2 separate regions of the Homo sapiens genome follow, and region 2 is linked to region 1. A link is a loop called in an ENCODE intact Hi-C map of the cell type or tissue named here. Cell type or tissue: heart left ventricle. All regions are shown on one strand. Each heading gives the region's core, and the rest is flanking DNA. Links, peaks and the distances in the headings are about the cores only. Region 1 overlaps INPP5A (inositol polyphosphate-5-phosphatase A). Region 2 overlaps STK32C (serine/threonine kinase 32C).

Region 1 (5,359 bases), core at 134-5,133:
GCCCTGTCAAGCAGCTGCCCACACACAAGCGGCCTCTCCTCACGCTCTGTGGGGCACACGGGGACCACGGGGCCCCCACTCACACCAGAGCCAAGGCCCTCACCCCTGTGCTCAGGATGTAGCTCCTCCTGTCAGCCTTCCTCCCTCTCCCCCTTGGTCCCTCCTCCCTCTCCCCCTTGGTCCCTCCTCCCTACCAGCTTCTTTCTCTCAGCTCTGCCATCCTTTCCATAAAATGGCAGCTTCCTTGACCCTCTCACTCTCCTCTGCCATGACCCAACGTAATGTGTTTCCCAAGTAGGGGCTTATTCAGATGAAAAAGAAAAACACCACTGGGGGAGCAGCAAATTAGACATTGCAGAAGAAAAGAGAAGGTGACTGAACTTGAAGACAGCCACAAAATTAAAGTGAAACAGAGAGAAGGACTGAAAAGTGGATAGAAATCACTGTGAAATACCAGGTGTCCTAACACGTGTGGCTGCAGCCCCAGGAGGAGCGGGGAAAGGAGGCAGACAGGGTGATGCTTACAGATGTCATGGCTCAGATTTCTTCATCAGTCCATGAAACTTACAGAAAGATCCAAATACTGCAACAAGCTTCAAGCCGAATAAACATACCAACGCAGGCCAAGGTCCGATTGCTGAAAGCAAGTTACATGAAGGCCCTTCCTTGCCACCCATCATCCTCGGAAGAGTGGGGCTCTGCTCCCCGTCTCTGCGTGCTGCCCTGCCATGGGAGCCTCATCTGTGCCAGTCGCCAGCTACCTCTTCCTCATGGGGACCATCGCTCAGCTCTTTCCAGCTTCCTTTAGATATAAAGACACAGGTATTTTAAAAGTGAAGGGACGGAGGAGGATGTACCTTGTAAAACAGTCGTTAGAAGAAAGTAGGAGTGGCTGTCTGCATGTCAGGGTGCCCTCAGAACGAGCGTGTTGTCGGGGCTGAGAGCGGTCATTTCACGATGATAAGGGGTCAGCTTTTTGGGAGGACATAGCGGTCGTGAACGTGCGCCCCTAATATCAGAGCTCACTTAGACGCGAAACCGACAGGGCTGGGTGGAGACGGGAGGCTCTGCACCGCAGGAGGACCCCACAGTCCCCTCCTGCTGGCCGATGTGCAGGTGGGCGGAGGGGCAGTGCCCGCCACCCGCACCCTTGGCATCTGAGGCTCTCCAGCCAGAGCAGTGGTGGACGCAGCCACCGACAGAAGGCACCCGCGTGCTGGGCCCTGGCCAGAGCAGGCCTCTCCGTCTGTCCGAGCCTGGCTGGGATACCTGAGAGCGAGGCACACATGGGCTGGCGGAGGGGCAGCCGTCATGCTGTAGTTCTGTTTCCACCAAAACGTTTTTCCACATGAGGGCGAAAGCCTCAGCAAAACCTCCTTCAGGCTCCCGAGGGCCGCGGCTGCCTCCACACCTGGCTACCTTCTTCAGGCCCCCGAGGGCTGCGGCTGCCTCCACACCTGGCTTTCAGGGTTTTCCAGGTGGGTCCGGAGCGGCCTGTGCTTAAGGGCTCAGGTCCACCCGAGACTCTGCCTGGCGTGCGTATCTGGGCATCTGCACCTGGCTGCCGGGCACAGGCCGTGCCAGGCCTGTACGAGCTCTGGGGTTGTTCTCCCTTCTTTCCAGGGTTCCTCCCTGGCCCTGGGTGGTTCCAGCAAAACAGTCGCCAGGGCACATGAGTCTAGTTCCAGAAAGACCTTGCCCCTGCCTCTGAGAGATGGAAAGGATACAAACGCATTCTCTTACCAAAAAGAATTAAATTAGAAGTAAATAAAAAAGATATATGGAAAAGTCTCAAATATTTGGAAATTAACTTGTTTGTTAATAATCCCAAGTCAAAGAGAATTACAAGGTATTTTAAATTATGTGAAAAGCTAGAACCTTCAAAATCTGTGAGATGCCAAAATAGTCTGCACCCGCTGCAGATCGTACGGCAGCCTTCAGCGCGGGGAGCACGGCGCCCCCCGTCAAAGGAAAGGTGCCTCTCAGGGGAGGAAGCACAGGGGCTGGGCCGGGCCCCTCCCCTCAAGAAGCCGCTGTGTACTTGGTGCCTCAAAGTGCCCGACAGTGACGTGGGCCTGGCAGCCCATTCTTCAGCACACACGCTTCCCAATTACGTCTCTGAGATGTCTGAAACCAGGGTGCGGGGCACCAGGGCGGCTGAACAGGCCACCCAGAGGCAGCCGTGCTGTGTCTGAGGCCCCGAGGCTGTTCCTCCAGTCACCCTCACGATGAGGGTTTCCGGAAAATGGGACAGGATAAGGCTTGGGAGTGAGAGTGGGTCTCAGGCCTGCTCTCGGGGAACTGTGGCCTGGCAGGAGCTCCCGTGCCTCTGCTGCCGCCCTTCAGCTCAGTGGGCTCCAGCCCCGGCTTCCCTGCCTGGGCACGGACCTGATCTCTCCCACAGCCACGGCCCTGAGTGAGGCTTTAGGCCAGGTGGATGGTGGAGGGCAGCCTTGCCTGGCAGGTAGGAGGGTCCAGGATGCCCCAGATGCCCAGTTAGCTCATGCCAAGCTGGTGCCAGGCGGGCCTGTCCTCCCTGTCTTGTCACTGAGACTGGGCTGGCAGACCTCGGAACGCTGCCCCCTGGGCCACCACTGGCTGCCTCAGTGGCCTGGTCTTTGCTGGGGGCCCTCGGGGTGTCTGTGTGGCGGGGCCTGACTTCCCCGGGGTCCTGGGCAGAGCTGGGCAGCAGCGGCCAGCCAGACAATCACCCTCCTGCCCCAGCCAGGTGCCCTCTGGCTGTCAGAGGGAGGAAAATTTAATTTTTACAAGATTGATGGTATTGGAGCAATATTTTTAGCTGAGTCTGGTTCAAATAATAGGCCATTAATTGAAAAAGGAAATTGAAATGAATTTATCTTGTACATAAATGCTGTCACGGGTATTAATAGGGATCAGAAAATAGTGGCCTGTTCCCAGAAGGCGATTGAACCTGAAGCTGCGCCTGGCGCGTGAGCCTGTGGGGGGGACGCGGCTGAGGGGCTTTGAGCGACCTGCAGGTGCCCATTGCCACCAGGAGATGGCGCCCACGCAGCGCCTGAGAGTTTCCTACCGGAGATGATCAGAAGGCAACTTTTAATGCTTAAAAAATGAGGATATTAGGCTGGGCGCGGTGGCTCACGCCGGTAATCCCAGCACTTTGGGAGGCTGAGTCTGGGATGGACATGCACCGACTCCGCCAGGCGAGGTGGGCCTGGCTCAGGGCAGAAGGCCCCAGGAGGTGCCCAGGCTGAGCCCCGAGCTCTGCGCCCGCATGGAAAATGGAAAAGTGGCGAGAGCCAGGCTGGAAGACACCTGAGTGCCAGGCGGTCTGTGTGCCTCATCCCTGAAGCGCCTTTGTCAGAGCCCTTGCTCCTGGGTTCAGCCTGGTGTCCCTACCCCTGGGAACACATGTCCACCCACAGCACTGGAGACAGGGCTCAGAGCTAGCCCCGCCGTGGAGGTCTCGGTACCACGTTGGTACCCAGAGAAATTTCTTAGCCACCGCGGTGCATCCTCCCACACAGGCCTCGACACTGAAGAAGTGCCTGGGCGAGGCTTTCCCGGGCTGCCAAGTGCCTATTGATCCACAGCTCCAACAGCACAGAAATCCCGTGTCTTGTCTGCCGGGCACGCAGGGAGCTCCGAGAACACATCAGTCAGCGCCCAGAGAGCCGACGTCGGCCAGAGGACGCAGGGTAACGGCTTTCCTGAACTCCGCTTCCAAGAGGGTTCTGTGAGGAAGAGGTTGCAAATTCATTTTCGTTTAACGTCACCCGCATCTGGTTTCACCACAGAAGTGGAGCCCTGCAGTGGGAGGGGTGGGGGGCCTGTCACTGGGCTTTGCTGCTGATTTGGCCTACCTGGGAAGCCCAGAAGATGTATTTACTGTAGGGACTTGAGGCTTGCTTGGGGCCTGGTAGGAGCCAAGGCCACCCCATCCTCCCAGCTCAGCTTGGTGACTTACCATCCATGGCTCTGGTTCGCTTGTCACCCGCCCCTCCCAGAGAGGCTGCGTGGGGCTGCAGGCGCCTGAGTGTAGGTCCCAGCCTGTGTCCTGGGCTCTAGTCCCATTGAAGCCTTGTGGCTGGCTGGGCATGGGTCCCATGCAGACTGGTGGGGCCAGGAGGGCCTGGCGTGGGCACCTGCAGCAGCTTCTTCAAGGCCTCCCAGCACTGACCGTGGCCTCTCAAAGCTTCGGCTGCTTCAGCAGCTTTCCTGCTGGGAGCTGTGAGCACTGCTGGGGCCCATGCCCAGGACTGTCCTGACCGGACTGAAAGCCCTAGAGGGAAGCTGGCAGTGGGGACAGGGTGCAAGAGGAAAGACCCTCTCTCCATGCAGCTCCTTCATCCACCCACCTGGAGGAACTCCTAGAGGGAAGGTGGCAGTGGGGTCAGGGTGTGAGAAGGAAAGCCCCACTCTCCTCTTCATCCACCCACCCAGAAGAAGTTTGAAGAAACCATGCCTTTTAATGGCTTAAAGTTGGAGCAGAAGGGTTTATCTGCTGATACAATTAAGATAGCTTCGGGAGAGGGCTGAGAAGGTGTGGCCTGGCGGACACACTGCCTCCAGGGACACCCCTGCCCCCGCCAGCTGTGCCTGCTCAGAGAGTGCCTGCTCCTCGGAGGGTCCCCCCTGCTTGGGAAGGTACCTGCTGCACAGGACCCCAGCTGGAGTCAAGGAGTCAGCAGAAGAGGGGGTTGGAGGAGCGGCTGGGGACAGGAGGTGGCTGTGCGGGCTGCCCCACCTCGCCTCTTGCCTGAGCCCCTCTGTGGCCACATAGACAGAAGGAGGGGTTGGAGGTGCAGCCAGCCAGCTGGGCCAGGTGAGCCGGTCCTGAAGGGCACCAAGCAGGGTTGCCCCGGGCTCCTGAGAGGATTTTTCACATGCAGCAGCTGGAGACAGTTTGGAGGGGCCCAGGGCGGTGCAGACCCTTCCACAGCTGCTCAGGTGGCCCGGAGGCGTGTGCACCCTTCCCTATGCAGCAGGGCTCCACAGGCCTGGGCACTCAGCCCAGATGGTGCATGTGGGGAACCGTGGGACCCCATGTGCCAGGAGTCTCTGGGCAGACAGCAGCGACAGGGCTGTGTGGGGACTTGGGCAGGCCTGAGCCTGGGGTCCGATGACCTAGTTGGGTCTGGGGCAGCCACAAGCCGAGGCGTTGAGGAAGAGAGAGTGAAGTCTGAGCTCCTTGTGTAGGAGACCTCCGTGTGGAGTAGCCCCAGAGGCAGGAGGCTGCCTCAGCCAGGATGGCCCCATGCACTTGCTAAGCTGCGCCGCCTGCTCACTCAAGGCTCTTGGGCTCGGAGCAGAACTATGAGCCTGCAAGGCCTGCTGGGCAGAGTGGCCACAGCACGTGGCCGCTGGTCACCAACCGGGG
Region 2 (5,359 bases), core at 94-5,093, 420 kb before region 1:
CAGAAGAGACACTGCATTAACCAACCCCAGCATGTCATGGCCACCTGGGCCACTGCCAGGCCTGGGGCACAGGAAGGGGGATAGATGAGGAGGGCTAGAGAGGGCCTGTGGGTGGCAGAGGCATCTCCGAGGCACGAGGGCCAAGGAGCACCAAGGGCAGGAGAGGATAGCCAGTGCCTTCCCGGCTTCAGGACGGTAAGTCTTTCTGCAGCGAGGCCATGGCAGGCTCACCAGAGGTTCACCAGGAAGACGTGCTCGATCTCCTGCAGGATCTCCAGCTCCCGGAAGACGTTGCGGACCTCGTCGCGCTCGATGCACTGCTGCTTGTTCATGTACTTCATGGCGTACATCTTCTCCGTGTCCCGCTTCTGCACAATGCACACCTGGAGGGCACAGGGCTGTTCGGCAGGACGCCTGAGGACGCCTGGGGACACGTGGGGACACCTGGAAATGCATGGGGATGCCTGGGGACGCATCGTCAGGACACAAGGGGACACCTGGGGACGCGCCGCAGCCCCTCTGCCTCCTAGACGCGGCAGGTGCATTCCTCTCTGCCACATATGGTAACATATTTGCTCTGGGGATTAAGATGTGGGTGTTTTGGAGGCCGTGATTCTGCCCCCCAGAGGTTCCTGTACTGGTTAGTGTGTGGCCCTGGCGGCACCTGTCTCAGTGACATCCTGGCTCCATGGCTGTTAGTGAAGACCCCTCCCTGAGACTCAGTCCTGCGTTTCAAGTCTGCAGCAGGACACATCTGTCAACAGGCGCTATCTGCAAACAGACAGGGTCCAGCCTAACAGCATCCAGGCGTGAGTTGGAGCCAAGCAGTGGCTGGTTGTGCGGGGAGCGCCCCTCACCAGCCACGACCTGGGCATGGAGTTTTGCCTTCCTAAACCCCAACATCCTTTTCCAGGGCTTGGAGCAGCAAGCAGCCCGGAGGGGTACTGGGGAATGAATGCGAAAACCCACTGAGCACAGAGCCCTGCGCTCAGGAAGCCTCATCAACCATGGCTGCAGCTTCACCCTGGACGCACATCACTCCACACTCCAGAGACCGACTCCCGTCTCAACACCGTGAGGCCAAGGCCCCTCACCCTGTCCTGCAAGGAGACACACAGAGTGAGCGTGGGGCTTGGGGGCCACCGCTGCCACCACAGTGGGACCCCCTCCGGGGCGCCAGTCCCCACATAGCTCTTCAGGCCTGTACCCTCTGAGCATGGATCATCGGTGTCAACACTGATGCCGCAAACACACGGCTAATTGCTTAGCAGTGAGGATGAGAGTGAGGTGACGGGTGAGAAGCATCAATGAGCAGGGGGGTCCCTTGTGGCCAAGGATGTCAATCAGAATTGAGGATGAAGATCCCCAAAGGGAAGCCAGGAATTAAGGCACAAAATTGTGAGCAGCAGAGCTAACCCCTGTCTGACACTCAGGTTGGGAGAGACCTTCCCAGGACAGGTAATCCAGACCCGTTTCCAAGGCCTTCCACAACCTCTGCTCTCTGGTCCTCAAGGAGTTGGAGCCCAGCAGGGGGCCTGGAGGAAATGGATGATTCTGGATCTCAAGGTGGGCCACAGATGGCCCTGGGCTCCTGGCTGCATGCCCGGAAAGCGTGGTGGCACACACCCGTAGTCCCAGCTACTCAGGAGACTGAGAAGGGAGGATTGCTTGAGCCTGAGAGGTTGAGGCTGCAGTGAGCCACGACTGTACCACTGAACTCAGCCTGGGTGACAGGGCGAGACCCTGTCTCTAAAAAAATTAAGTCAGATGATTAACAACCTTAATTCAATCTGCAATCTTCATTCCTCTCTGCCACGAATGGTAACATGTTTGTTCTGGGATTTGGATGTGGGTGTTTTGGAGGCCATGATTCTGCCCCCAGAGGTTCCTGTACTGGTTAGTGTGTGGCCCTGGAGGCACCTGTCTCAGTCACATCCTGGCTCCGGGGCCCTTACTGGAGACCCCTCCCTGAGACTCAGTCCTTTTGTGAAGCAAAGCGGTGACCCTCCCTCCCGCAAGGGGCCACTGGGAGTCACACTGTGCACAGAGCACCGGGCTGGCCCAAACTAAGAAAGCATGTCTGATGGTGCCAAGCGGTGGCCTGGGTGGATCCGGCTGCAGCACTGTGGTGCGGGAGACAGTGGCTTGGCCTGGCACCATGGGCTCTAAGTATGGCCTCTCCAGGAAGCTGACAACAGGCGTGGCCTCAGCACCTCCCTGCCCGGTGGGAGGGGAAAGCTGAGCCTGAAGGGACAGGAAGAGCCTTGTGTTGGGGGCTGCCCAGAGGCGCGTGTGCTGATGGGGGCTCCTGAACACGCGGCCACACCTGCTGAGGAGCGGGGGCAGCTGCAGGCAGCCCGAGAACAGACGGAGACTAAGCTTGAACGAGGCCGCCTTGGGAGGGCGGGGCGGGGCGGGATTTCTCCTGAACTTCCTGCATTTCCTATGACCATTTTTTAAATTGTTATTTTGAAAGCCAGTTGAGGGTTTCAGAATGACAGTGAGCGTAAGCTGCAGCAGCCCCTGGCTGCCCCTGGCAGGACCCCCTCCTGCCGCTTCCCACTGCCAACGGGGCAGAGTCGCGTGGCTCGGCAGCACGGCCTTCCTCCCATGCACACGGCCGCAGGAGGCCGAGGAGTCCCGTGCCCGGGATGGAAGCCCCAGCCTCACTCTGCACAGGCGCAGAAGCAACGGTGCTTTCCTGCGCCAGCCCCAGCACCCGCGGCCTCCTGCAGACGGTCACTGCAGGCTCAAGGCGGCCACTGCAGGTCTGGAAACTGCTCCAGAAAGGCTGTTTGTTGCCCTGGGGCTGGGACCAGACAGGCTGTGAGACAAATATGGTGGAAAATCCGGCCCTCACCCTCTGCCCCTCAGGAGCCTGGCTTGGGGCCACTGGCTGGGGCCAGGGCTCTTGCTGCTGGGGGGGAAGCTGGCGGGGGGGGGGGGGCTGCAGAGCCCACCTCTGCCTGGAGCGGCGCCAGCACCCGCAGCCCAAGGCCGTCTTCAGCCGGTCCCAAGCCTCAGGCTTTCTGTCGCTTGTGCACCACCCCAGAAAGCTGCCTGCCCAGGCGACCCAACCCTCTCCAGGCTCCCTCTGCCCCTCCTGCTCACGATGCAGCTCAGCTCTTACGGGGGAATCTCTGGAAGAACACGCCTTCCCTTGGGGTGCTCAACCCCCACAGCCCACTCACCAGGGGACAGGGCACCTGGGCTTCCCGTGCCCTCTGGGCCCTGTCACATGTGCGGCGGACACAGACCGGGTGTCTACTCCAGACAGGACCTCACCCTCCTGCCAGACAGGCTCACCCAGGACCACCCGCTTTCCCAAGCATGTGGCCTGGGCTCCATCTGGGACCAGCCCCTTGGCCCTGTGACCCAAGCCTGCTCTCCCCGTCACACGCATCCCATCACCCACAGCCAGGGAGCAGGGACAGAAGAGCCACCTCGAGACAGGGCCTGGCCTCGCACACCCACGGCTCTGCTGTCCACCAGAACAAAGCAGCAGATCCACTTGCCTCCAGCCTGTTACCCCACCTGGGAAACAAACTGCCTGGATGGTGGAGCCATCAGCCACAGTCCAAGCCCCTGGCCTGGCCCTGTGGGAGGAGCTGCCCTGAGGAGCAAGGGGAGGCAGGGTTACACTCAGGTCTCCCGAGTCTTTGGGCTCTGTGTCCTGGAACATTCTCAGCTCAACTGCAGTTCAAGAAAAGCTTGCAAGTCTTCCTATATGCCAGCCCCATGCAAGGTACTGGCAGTGCAGGGTGAGTGGCCATGGTGCCTCCCTGGAGACCCTGGTGGAAACGCCTCGATCCCTCACAGCAGGCCCGAGTGCGTCCCCAAAAGACACAGCCACCAGGAGCCTCGGAATGTGGCCTTATTCGGAATAAAGGTCTCTGAAGATGTAATTAAGTTGAGGATCTGGAGGTCCTGAATTGGGATGGGCCCTAAAGCCAATGATAGACACCCTGATAAAAGACAGAAAAGAGAAGATGACGCAGGCATGGGGGCGAGGGAGTGTGAAGGTGGAGCAGAGGCAGTGATGTGAAGATGCCAGCCTGGGAATGGAGTGACATGGCGGCAAGCTGAGGACACCACGAGTGGCCAGCAGCCACCAGACGCCGGGAGAAGGCACAGCGGGTCCTCCCACGGAGCCGCCCAGAGGGCCCACCCTGCCAGGTCTCAGGCTTCCCATCTCCAGGACTACAAGAGAAACTTCTGTTGTTTGCAGACACTGAGCTACGGAACTTGGTTGTGGCGGGAAACTCGCTTTCTCCACGCCTCCTGTGTCTCTGCATCCCTGATAACACCCTGCAGACTCTGAGCACCTGCGGCCACGCCTGCAGGCAGCAGCCTCACCTGCGCTCACGCTGCGCCCTCACCGGAGCACCTGCCAACCCAGCAGCCCACTTCCCCTAATCTCCTTCACCATTTTCTGACCCAGGCCAGCAGGTGGGGAGCCTGTCCTGCCCCTTATCACTAGGACCCGCCCTCTGAGGCCTGGACTGTCAGGCACGTTGAAGGTGGTTTGGGGTGGTGTGGGGTTTTCCGTTGAAATGGATTTGATTAAGTCAATCACATCAAAGTGCTCTTAGGTGAAGACAACAGAGAAGAGGGCGGGTCCGGCAGGCTCCCTCGGGCCCCTGATGCAGGAGGCTCCAACGAGCGGTGGCGTAAAGCCCTGGGTTTGGTGCAGTCTCTGTCTGGAGGGACCTCAGCACCCGAGATCACGCAGAGCAGTGTTTACAAAAAAGACTGGAAACCGGCGGCCTTTTATGACCAGGCCTGGGGGGCTGAGGGCAGGCAGGTCCGACTCAAACGCTTCCTCCAGGAAACTGGTCCCTGCTTTCCCAGCCGCTTCCTCCAATCACCAACTTAAGCCCAAAGAGAAAATGGAGTTTGAGGTCTCACCACAAAGAGGAACAAGCCAACCCCGGGCTCCGGAGCCCTGGGCTTTTCCTATGAAACGCCACTGATGGGGAGGCCACAACGCCACCCGGAGCCCTGGGCTTTTCCTATGAAACGCCACTGACGGGGAGGCCACAGCGCCACCCGGAGCCCTGGGCTTTTCCTATGAAACGCCACTGACGGGGAGGCCACAGCGCCACCCGGAACAGGCTGGTGCCTGCAGCCATGTGACTGCCAATTCAACCAAATGCTGTTTATGCATTTGGCAGATTTAAGTGATTCACCCAAGCTCTTTCTCTTTCCAAGTAATTTTTGTTCCCCAGAAGCAAATGCCTGACCACAAGTACCTAAGGCCTCTAAACGGTATAATGAAACCACCTCCTAATCCTTCCTGGGGGAGCTTCTGGTGTCCCAAGGAGAAGTAGAGCCTGGGGACGTGGGGACAGCAGGGCGG

The links. Hi-C counts contacts between places; a loop is a spot of excess contacts. Peaks named below come from ENCODE experiments on the same cell type or tissue, not always from the same donor. Only the 100,000 strongest peaks of a DNase experiment are listed, where the experiment ranks them.
Region 2: it touches region 1 in a loop (6-fold over the local background); 13 of 110 quality-filtered maps call a loop at or near these places.

The regions. Positions count from the first base shown.
Region 1 is chr10:132,651,880-132,657,238 of GRCh38, forward strand. The region is part of intron 4 of INPP5A (inositol polyphosphate-5-phosphatase A); the gene reads left to right. Among named protein-coding and RNA genes, the nearest start is that of INPP5A, 120 kb to the left of the region's middle. In heart left ventricle, for the core only: a CTCF peak has its summit at 3,017 (motif pointing right); a DNase peak (open chromatin) is centred at 3,025.
Region 2 is chr10:132,227,746-132,233,104 of GRCh38, forward strand. It overlaps STK32C (serine/threonine kinase 32C), which reads right to left. Exons shown (of 12, transcript NM_173575.4): 3 at 232-383. Among named protein-coding and RNA genes, the nearest start is that of DPYSL4, 43 kb to the left of the region's middle. RefSeq lists an enhancer at 2,508-2,587. In heart left ventricle, for the core only: no CTCF peak of the experiment used is centred there; DNase peaks (open chromatin) are centred at 2,246, 2,676, 4,296 and 4,916; H3K4me3 peaks cover 677 bases.